2 separate regions of the Homo sapiens genome follow, and region 2 is linked to region 1. Evidence: read pairs that join two places in POLR2A ChIA-PET (ENCODE). Cell type or tissue: endothelial cell of umbilical vein. All regions are shown on one strand.

Region 1 (5,000 bases):
TTCTTTCTGGCCTCCCCCACCTGGCTGTGAGCTCCTTGAGGACAGGGTTACATTTATCCTCTGTGTGTCCCCTCTGCCTAGAAGAGACGCTACCAGGATGAGAGGGTATATACCTTACAGTTACAAGCAAGAATATGGGCACCAGACTTGCCTGAGTTCTAATCTCAATGGTACCAGTCTATGGAACTTTGAGTCCATTCTTCAACCTCTCTGTGCCTCAGCTCTCTAATCTATAAAATGGTCACAAATACAGTGCCCATGTTGTTTCTCTGACACAGAGTAAATGGTCAATTACATGTTAAATGTTAGCAGCTAGTATTTGTAGGAACCTAGTAAAATAGTCATTGAATAAATTAATGACCAGATACGGTGGCTCACACCTATAATCCAAGCACTTAGGGAAGCTGAAGCGGGAGGATAGCTTGAGGCCAGGAGTTCAAGACCAGCCTGGGCAGCACAGTGAGACCTCTTCTCTACTAAAAGAAGTCAAGCTGGGCGTAGTGGTGCACCTATAGTCTCAGCTACTCGGGAGGCTGAGGCAGGAGGATCACTTGAGCCCAGGAGTTTGAGGCTGCAGTGAGCTGTGATTGTTCCACTGCACTCCAGCCTGGGTGATAGAGTGAGACTCTGTCTCTAAAATAAATACAGAAAAACCCAGTGATTTTTATCTGGGAGCTTTGAGACTGACTTCCTTAAATAGGTTGCTTTAGGGTTTCTCACAGTGCTGTGCATGCCTTAGACTCACAGACACCTTCACACCCACACCAGTAACTCCACCTCCTGCTCAGGGAACACGATTGCCCTGAGGGGTGAACCTCCTCCCCCCACCTTTTTTTTTTTTTTTTGCTATCCCTAGAGGGCAGCATGAGCCTGGTATGCAGTAGATGCTCAATAAATAACATGTCTTGTTTTCATTCGTTCAAACATGATACTCTATTTTTGAGTACCTCCCTCCCTTTTGAGAAGCCAGATCCCCTTATTTCCCATCTCAGATCCCCAGGTCCCACCTGGGCTGCCTTATGGGATGGAGTCTCCTGGAGCCAACTTCCCTGAGCCTCCCAGCCCCAACTGGCATGGCCCTCGAGTCTCCCCACGTGGTATCCCCTGCCTTTGCAGTGACCTACACACTCGCCTCTGAGCCAAGATGGCAGCAAGAAACCCGTTGCCCCTCCCCGTCATGCTGGGGCATTCTGACCACTGCTCTGGCCTGCCCTGGGGTAAGATGACAGCAGGTGGCCCTGGGGAGGGTGGATTTTCTCAGGGCTGGCCCCTTCTCATCTTTTAGATCACACTTTGTTGCCTGCGCAGAGAGGCCCTTACCAAGCACTGCATCAGGAAAGGTCTTCACCCCAATCACTCTCCCTCTAGCATCCTGTTTCAGTTCCTGCAGAGCATTCATCGCTGTTCAAAATCATCTTCTTTATTTATTGGGTTACTTTATTTATTCAGGGTGGGTTCCCTCCACCCCAAAAATACCAGCTCCAGGAAAACCATGGTATCTCCCCAGCACTTTGCAGGGCCTGGCATGTGGAAGATGTACCAGTAATATTTGCTGTATGAATGAATGAGTCTCTTCATGTGCAGGTGACTTATCCTGCCTCTGCCACTCGACGGATGTTTCAGATGCCCCTTAGCGGATCTAATGATGTTTCCTTGGCTCAAGCACAAAAGACTCCTGCTTAGCTGGGGAAGCAGGGCCAGGCCCTGGGAATTGCAGCCTCTGGGCATCAGAGCCCGGCCCTTCCAGCTAATCGGCCTGCCCACAGACACAAGAGGAGAGGGCTTTCAGTGAGTCCTTGACTGTTCCCCAAGTTGAAGACCTCACAGGCGCAGCCTTCACGGGTTTCCCCTTAGCCTCGGGAACCTCCTGGGGGCAGAGCGGGCTGACTGGGAAGGAAGCTGAGGCCACAGACCCTCTGCAGAGCGGCAGGGTGGCCCTGGCCTGGGCAAGGCATCCCCCACCCATGGGGGTCACCCGAGTCAGATGGGGCCAGTTTTCCCCACAGAACACGATGTAGGTCTTCATTGGTGGGGTGACAAGCCCTCGATTGGGACTGGGGGCTTGGGGTGGTGATGCGGTTGCTGCCAGGGAGAGCTGCTTCCCGTGGGTGCAGTCAATAACAAAAGTCAGGTGAGCCGTGGGGACGGTCTTCTGATGGCCAGCCAGCTTCCCACCTAGAAGAGAGGAAAAGACCAAAAGTTAGCACAAGCAGGGGACTTTTCTTTTCCCCTGAGACAGGGTCTCACTCTGTCGCCCAGGCTGGAGGTCATGGCTCACTGCAGCCTCAGCCTCAGGGGGCTCAACCAATCCTCCCATCTCAGCCCCCTAAGTAGCTGGGACTACAGGCTCATGCCACCATGCCTGGTGAATTTTAAAATTTTTTGTAGAGATGAGGTTTCCCTATGTTGCCCAGGCTGGTCTCAAACTCCTGGACTCAAGAAATCCTTCTGCCTCAGCCCAATCAGTACTGGAATTGCAGGCGTGAGCCACTGCACCCGACTGGGACATGGTTTCCTGAATTCATTTGTTTATTCATTCGATAGGGTTCAACTGGATTGGTTGATACACCAACAGAGGAGGACAGTCAGGGTTTAAGTGTATGGACTTCAGCATCAGAGAGACCTGAGTTCAAGTCTCCACTTACCATCCATCCATCTGCCTTCCAGGAACACAGAGTCCAACATGTCAGTGCCTCCCAACTTTGCTGTTCCCATGAGCTGCCTGGGGAGCTTGTTAAAATGCAGAGTCTGGTGCAGTGGGGCTGGGGTGGGGCCTGAGACTCGCGTTTCTAACAAGTCCCCAGGGGATGCCAATTCTGCTGGTCCATGGACCATATTATGAAAAGCACAGTCCTCAACCCCAGAGAGGAAAGCCCTGGCCATCTTTCCAGGTGAGGAAACTGAGGCTCAGCCTGCACAAGTGTTGGTGGGTCTCAGGGAGCATCTTGCTACTCTCCCCCTCCCCAGATAATCTTGTCCACAGCCTCAGAGAATCCCATCAGTACCTGGTGGCATTTGCCCTGGCAATCCCCCCGCTCAGAGCCCAGCACAGGGTAGAGGGATGGACAAACCAGCCAATAGACTTATCAATGAAGCAGGTGTCTGAGCAATTGTATCTGAATCCAAAGCCTGTGCTCTTAAAAAGGTAACTTTTTGAGTTACCCAAATAACATACACATCCATTCTCTTAGCTACGTGCTGTGAAACACGACGTGGGCTCAGAAGGAAGCTTATGTTCTAGTAGGTTGGCTAGCACAGGAAATAAAACGAGCCCGCCCTTGGCTGGAGAATCCCAGCAACCCAAGGGAGGTAGCATGTTTGCCATCAGACCCCCACCCACCCCCAGCTGGTCTTGCTTTTTTTTTTTTTTTTTTTTTTTTGAGATGGAGTCTCACACTGTTGCTCAGGCTGGAGTGCAGTGGTGCGATCTCAGCTCACTGCAACCTCCGCCTCCTGGGTTCAAGCGATTCTCCTGCCTCAACCTCCTGAGTAGCTGGGATTATAGGCACCCGCCACCACACCCAGCTAATTTTTTGTATTTTTAGCAGATATGGGGTTTCACTATGTTGGCCAAGCTGGTCTCGAACTCCTGACCTCATGATCTGCCCGCTTCGGCCTCCCAAAGTGCTGGGATTACAGGCATGAGGCACCGCACCTGGCCCCCAGCTGGTGTTTCTGTGGGGCTGGGGTCCCTTTGCCGCCTCTTACCGGAGCTGGTCTCCAGGCCTGTCTCACGGATGGTGCCTTTGAGGTTGGCTCTCCAGTCCCTGGGGTCTTCTGACGGGGCCATGCGGCTACTTCGGCGCCTGCCTAGCTCTGGCAGGAGAGGAGCTGTCCTAGGCCACTCTTCCAGGATGTGGCTCCCCCACTGCGGGACCAGACCTTTTATACTGACCGGATCCGGATTCTCTGAGTGCATTCCACCAGGAGCCAAAGGAACTGGCCCAGAGCAGTCAGGGGATCGCTTTGATCAACAGGGTTATGTCAACAGGATTATTGTTGGCTCAATGGGAGGCAGGCCTCCTACCAAACAGACCAAACAGACACTATTTCTACCAAGCGCAGCTGCTTCCTGATTTAGGGTAGGCCTCTGGAACCTTCTCATCCAGCCTCAGTTTCCCAAACCTCAGTCATTATCCAGTGGTTCCACCAGTTTGGCTTTTTCCCCTGTCTAGGAACTATACGTAATGCTACTTAATTCACATGTCCTTGAAGTCAGCCAACTGTTTTTACTGAAAAAGAAGTGCACTTGGCCGGGCGCGGTGGCTCATGCCTGTAATCCCAGCACTTTGGGATGCCAAGACGGGTGGATCACAAGGTCAGAAGATCAAGACCATCCTGGCTAACACGGTGAAACCCCGTCTCTACTAAAAATACAAAAAATTAGCCGGGCGAGGTGGCGGGCACCTGTACTCCCAGCTACTCCGGAGGTTGAGGCAGGAGAATGGCGTGAACACGGGAGGTGGAGCTTGCAGTGAGCCGAGTTTGCGCCACTGCACTCCAGCCTGAGTGACAGAACGAGATTCCATCTCAAAAGAAAAAAGAAAAAAAAAGAAAGAAAGAAAGAGAGAGAGAGAAGTGCACTTTATTTATTTATTTGTTTATTTATTTTGAGACTGAGTTTCGCTCTTCTTGCCCAGGCTGGAGTGCAATGGCACAATCTCAGCTCACTGAAACCTCCACCTCCCAGGTTCAAGTGATTCTCCTGCCTCAACCTCCCGAGTAGCTGGGATTACAGGCATGCACCACCACACCCGGCTAATTTTGTATTTTTAATAGACACAGGGTTTCTCCGTGTTGGTCAGGCTGGTCTCGAACTCCTGACCTCAGGTGATCTGCTTGCCTTGGCCTCCCAAAGTGCTGGGATTACAGGTGTGAGCCACTGCGCCTGGCCAGAAGTGCACTTTATTTTAATTTTATTATTATTATTATATTTTGAGATGGAGTCTTGCTCTGTTGCCCAGGCTGAAGCGCAGTGGTGTGATCTCAGCTCACTGCAA
Region 2 (5,000 bases), 340 kb after region 1:
CCCCCACGACCCCAATCTTCCATAGTTGGCTTAACATTTTTAGGTAAAAGAAACATTCTCTAACCCCCATGCCCTTGAACCATTTTCTTGGCCGATTTCATTCCAGAAGATAGTGCCCTAAAACTTGTCAGCTCAGCTGTATCTTTTCACATTCTACAGCCTCCAGAGGGTCTAGATTACCAATCATCAATACATAACTGATAAACCTTTGAGAACATTTTCTAACTGTAAACCTCAGAAGTCACTAGTAGTTACGATCCAGAAATTCTACCTGTATGCTTCAGCATTACAACATATATGTGGCATTTAAAATAACAGGTTAAAAAATGTCCCTTTGATGAAGCTGTCCTGTAGACAGGCCTGGTAGAGCCTCAAATACTCCTGTCAATCCTGTCCACCAATCCCAGCCATCGCTGATTACATGTTCTGCTCTAGATTCCCGTTTTCACAAGTTGCACCCAGCTGCTTTAAAATAGCACATCCTGCAGAACCCTCTGCTAAGTCGTGCTAGCCCAGATGGTCAGTATTCCGGAGCAGCCGTGCTCACAAAGGGATGTGAGGAGGATGCTGCCGCACACTCCATGTTTCTACCCTGCATGTGAGGTGGTCTGATGGATTGACTGACTGTCACTGGTGCATTTTTAGGGTCATCTTCCATTTATTTGTTGCACTTCTTTCCTGGCCATCCCCTCTCCTCCAGCATTGTAAATGGATTTCTCAATAACTGATCTCCTCAGGCATTTATACATGTTACATATTTTGTTGGTTTCTCTGATTCCATTTAAAAAAAAATTTTTTTTTTTTTTGAGACGGTGTCTCACTCTTGCCCAGGCTGGAGTACAGTGACGTGATCCCGGCTCACTGCAACCTCCGCCTCCCGGGTTCAAGCGATTCTTCTGCCTCAGTTTCCCGAGTAGCTGGGACTACAGGCATGTGCCACCATGCCCGGCTAATTTTTTATTTTTAGTAGAGGTAAGGTTTCATCATATTGGCCAGGCTGGTCTCGACCTCCTGACCTCATATCCACCCACCTTGGCCTCCCAAAGTGCTGGGATTACAGGTGTGAGCCAACGCACCTGGCCTAAAAAAATAGATTTTTAAAGAGCTGTTTTAGGCCCACAGCATCTGATTCCATTGTAAGCCTGATTTTCCCAGTCTGCTCTGAAGTGGAACCAGGTAACTCTAATATGACTTTTAAAATAAATGCATGCTAACAGGCAAAAATAGATGTTGCTTTTGAAGCTAAAATTTGTTTCACGTCTCCCTTCTAGACTGAAAGCTTCACAAGGGCAGGGTTCCAATCTGTTTTAGTTACCCCTGAATCCCCAGAGTTCACCTGTGCCTGGCACACAGGCACTCAGTATTTGATGAATGAATCAAAGTAGCAAGGAATTCTTGTTCAAAGACTCATGTTGCATAGCCTTCAAGAGTACCAATTTCCTTTCAAATATGTAAGATCTTCTTGAACTTTTCTCTCCCTTAACCAGCACAACATTGATAGTAAAACAAAGAACATAAACATCTAAAAACTGTTTTTGGTGATTCAAAAATCCCTATTATAATCATAGCACTAAAGAAATCTAATGGTCTGATGCAGGATAACTGTGAATCAACTCAGTCAAGGTGAGCCTGAGGACCACTCTGTGTGCCCTCCATCTCCAGGAGAGCTATTTTCAAACTTTCCCCTAATACTCCTCTCATTCCCCACCAAAATTTGATGCCTCTGCTATTCAGAGAAACTAAGGCACAAAAGAAAATCAAGCACATCGAAGGTTCACTCCTAAGTTCATTCAGTGAACTCCTAGTAACACCTACTGAGGAATCACTAAGGTATAAAACTTGAACCATGATTTTACATTTCCAGTTCTCAAGGACAGGCTTTGAATTTAATTTGTTGTTAAGAGTAATTAGCAATTCTAGGGAAAAAAAAGCTATTTTTATTTTCTCTACCTCCTAACACAAAAGGTAACATTCATCTTCTAGGAAGGGAAACTCTTGATAACTCTGTGTCTTTCTAGGTCAGCCACAGACTACACTAAGTCACCAACTCCAAAGGGGAAATTTGGCTTTTTGGTGAGTACTTGTGCTAGAGAACAGTAGAATGCATAATCTGGTCAGCTTCTCTTGGGACACACTGCCAGTGATAACAGGTTTGAAATATGCAGCAGTTCAATCATCCTGCTCACCCTCACCACAGGTGGCAAACAGGTAGGAAAAGGCCATTGCAACGCCCTGCAGCTTTTCTGGCCGATGATTTGCAAGGCTGTTTGCTATATATATATATATTTATATATGTGGCGGGATAAAAGCCACCATAAGTGAAGAGTACGTCTGTAGATATAAAAATTGCTTGCTTTTAAATCCATATAAAATTAACTATACTTGTCAATCACCATATGTATATGCTAGCTTACACACATATATATAGACATGAGCTTAAAAGTTAACCTAAATTTTTATGGCTTTCACCGGAGATAGAAAGCTGTAGTAAGACAACCAGCAGATTCCACATTAACTGGTTATCATAAAATCAGTGACAAAAAGCCTCATGTTCCATTTCTATGTACCCTCTTGCTAGAGACATGCTTTGGGAAAAAACACATAGGGTTGTGTCTCCCTTTAGTACATATGAAGACAGGGAGCTCTAGAAGATGTGGGCTGCAAGGCAGAAGAGTTTTAACACATGCACTCGCCATCTCTCCAGCTTCCTTTGCCAAGCAACTGGTTACCTTTTTTTTTTTTTTTTTTGAGACAGAGTTTTGCTCTTGTTGCCCAGGCTGGAGTGCAATGGCGTGATCTCTGCTCACCACAACCTCCGCCTCCCAGGTTTAAGTGATTCTCCTGCCTCAGCCTCCCGAGTAGCTGGAATTACAGGCATGGGCCACCACACCCGGCTAATTTTTGTATTTTTAGTAGAGATGGAGTTTCACCATGTTGGCCAGGCCTGTCTCAAACTCCTGCCCTCAGGTGATCCACCCGCCTTGGCCTCCCAAAGTGCTGGGATTACAGGTGTGAGCCACCGAGCCTAGCTGCAACTGGTTATCTTTATGTGTTAATAGCTGAAGCCCAAACTGTGGGATGAAGGCTATTGGCTGTCTGGAGCCCTGAACAGGTATGAGTGGAAATAATTCTTAACAGCATCAATGAGCAAAATCTATAACCTATGTAAAGCTGCTGTCTGGTTACCAAGCACATCTTTCCGCTCAAGAACCAACTTCAGGGAAATGGCACAAATTACACAGGAAAATCTTCTCTCTCTGGTGAAGAAACAGAGACCGCCCTTGTAGTTAAGTGCTGACCGCAGAACTGCCCACTACTGGTTATGGTAAAGGAGCTGTCCGGTAAAGGTGCCCATTACTGGTTATTACTGTTGGCAACCAGAATTCACAGGGATTTGATGGTATTCTTAGAAGTTAACCCATAATTTCTGCATTTCTGGAGCTCTTAATTGAATAAAAGCTGACGATGAAGGTTCACTATTGTAATGCTCCTTAATATACCCTTTGCATTCTAGAGCTGCTAAATTTAAGTCATCCAAAATATTAACAGTGTCAATAGCTTTTTTTTTTTTTTTTTGGGTGAGACAGAGTCTCACTCTGCCGCCCACACTGGAGTGCAGTGGCGTGATCTAGGCTCACTGCAACCCCCATCTCCCAGGTTCAAGCAATTCTCCTGCCTCAGTCTCCCAAGTAGCTGGGATTACAGGCGTGTGCCACCATGCCCAGCTAATTTTTTGTATTTTTAGTAGAGATGAGGTTTCACCGTGTTGGACAAACAGCTTTATTTTTATAAAAATGATGGGCAAGAAGATTTTAAAAATCAAAAGCAATTATACTTTGGCCTTTATGTAGTCCCAGCTACTCAGAAGGATGATTAAGCCCCAGAGTTTGAGTCCAGCCTGGGCAACACTGCAAGACCCCATCTCAAAAATAAAATGATGGAAGGGACAAGGATATTTGGCAAGTGGGTTAAGCTCATTCAGAGTATTCCTAACAGGAATTCATGTACAACTATAGATCTATTCCTAAAAATAAATATACATATACATACACAAAAAGCTATCCTAATGAAATCTTTTCCCGACTGATATTATATATTCCACTTGGAACTGTTTCCCAAATATCCACACTGAATTGTGTGCCAAGGTTCGTTCTGCTTACATGGAAGGCCCTTTAGGAGGGAGTCTATTGTCATCAGTAAGTTCCCCCACCCTTCCCACCCCGTGGTTCCAAAGATTTATAAGCTTAGAATACATTCCCAAACCACCACCCATAAAGCAAATACAGGGTCCCATTGCATTGCTACTAGATTTTGCATCAATCATAGCACCAACTATTTAATTACAATCACAGCTTTAAGTCAGCTGACAGAAATCCTATGAGCAGTTTCCTAGTGCATCGTACATCTTTGGTGTAGGGCAGGTGAAAGGGTCTACAATGTGCAGCTGTCTAAAAGAACATCTTAAAGACAACCTGGCTGACCTGTTGTTCTTCACGCCCTCTGAAAAGCAGTAAACTACAATTCCTTCTGTCAACCATTTCCTAACTACATAAAGGATCATGATGAATCTACGTGACACGCCATCCCATCACTAAAGTCTTATAACATACATACAAACATCATAGCAAAAGGAAAGAAAGAAGTTGGATGGGGTAGAAAAAAATGTCTCTAAGTGCCCCTAAATTAAAATTTCAAAAACTCCTGAGATATGAGCCTCCATTTTGATTGTGCTCAATGACTTAAAATTTGATGAAACAAACAAGCTTACAAAGAGTCAGACTTCAGACAAAATCATTTAACACTAAGTTGAGAAATCACTCTTTCGAAGCTTCTGTTTCAAACATGTTACAAACTATAATCTAGAATCAGAAATTATGAATCTCAAAATTCTTTTCAATAAAACCAAGACTTCAGATTCCTGCTAGGTACCCAAAAGAGCAGTTTGCCAGGAAAGAATTATCTAAAACCTATCCAGTAGGATTATTGCACAGTGGGGCCCA

The links. ChIA-PET counts read pairs that join two places held together with the same protein. Peaks named below come from ENCODE experiments on the same cell type or tissue, not always from the same donor. Only the 100,000 strongest peaks of a DNase experiment are listed, where the experiment ranks them.
Region 2: POLR2A ChIA-PET joins it to region 1 with 10 read pairs; 2 of 35 experiments call an interaction of 5 or more read pairs at or near these places.

What each region holds. Positions count from the first base shown.
Region 1 is chr1:16,003,094-16,008,093 of GRCh38, reverse strand. It overlaps SRARP (steroid receptor associated and regulated protein), which reads right to left and starts at 3,858. Exons shown (of 2, transcript NM_178840.4): 1 at 3,709-3,858; 2 at 1-2,175. The coding sequence starts at 3,790. The coding sequence ends at 1,748. RefSeq lists an enhancer at 3,173-4,038. In endothelial cell of umbilical vein, no CTCF peak of the experiment used is centred here; no DNase peak of the experiment used is centred here.
Region 2 is chr1:15,663,011-15,668,010 of GRCh38, reverse strand. DDI2 (DDI proteasomal shuttling factor 2) reads right to left here. Exons shown (of 10, transcript NM_032341.5): 10 at 1-5,000. Among named protein-coding and RNA genes, the nearest start is that of RSC1A1, 5.8 kb to the right of the region's middle. In endothelial cell of umbilical vein, no CTCF peak of the experiment used is centred here; no DNase peak of the experiment used is centred here.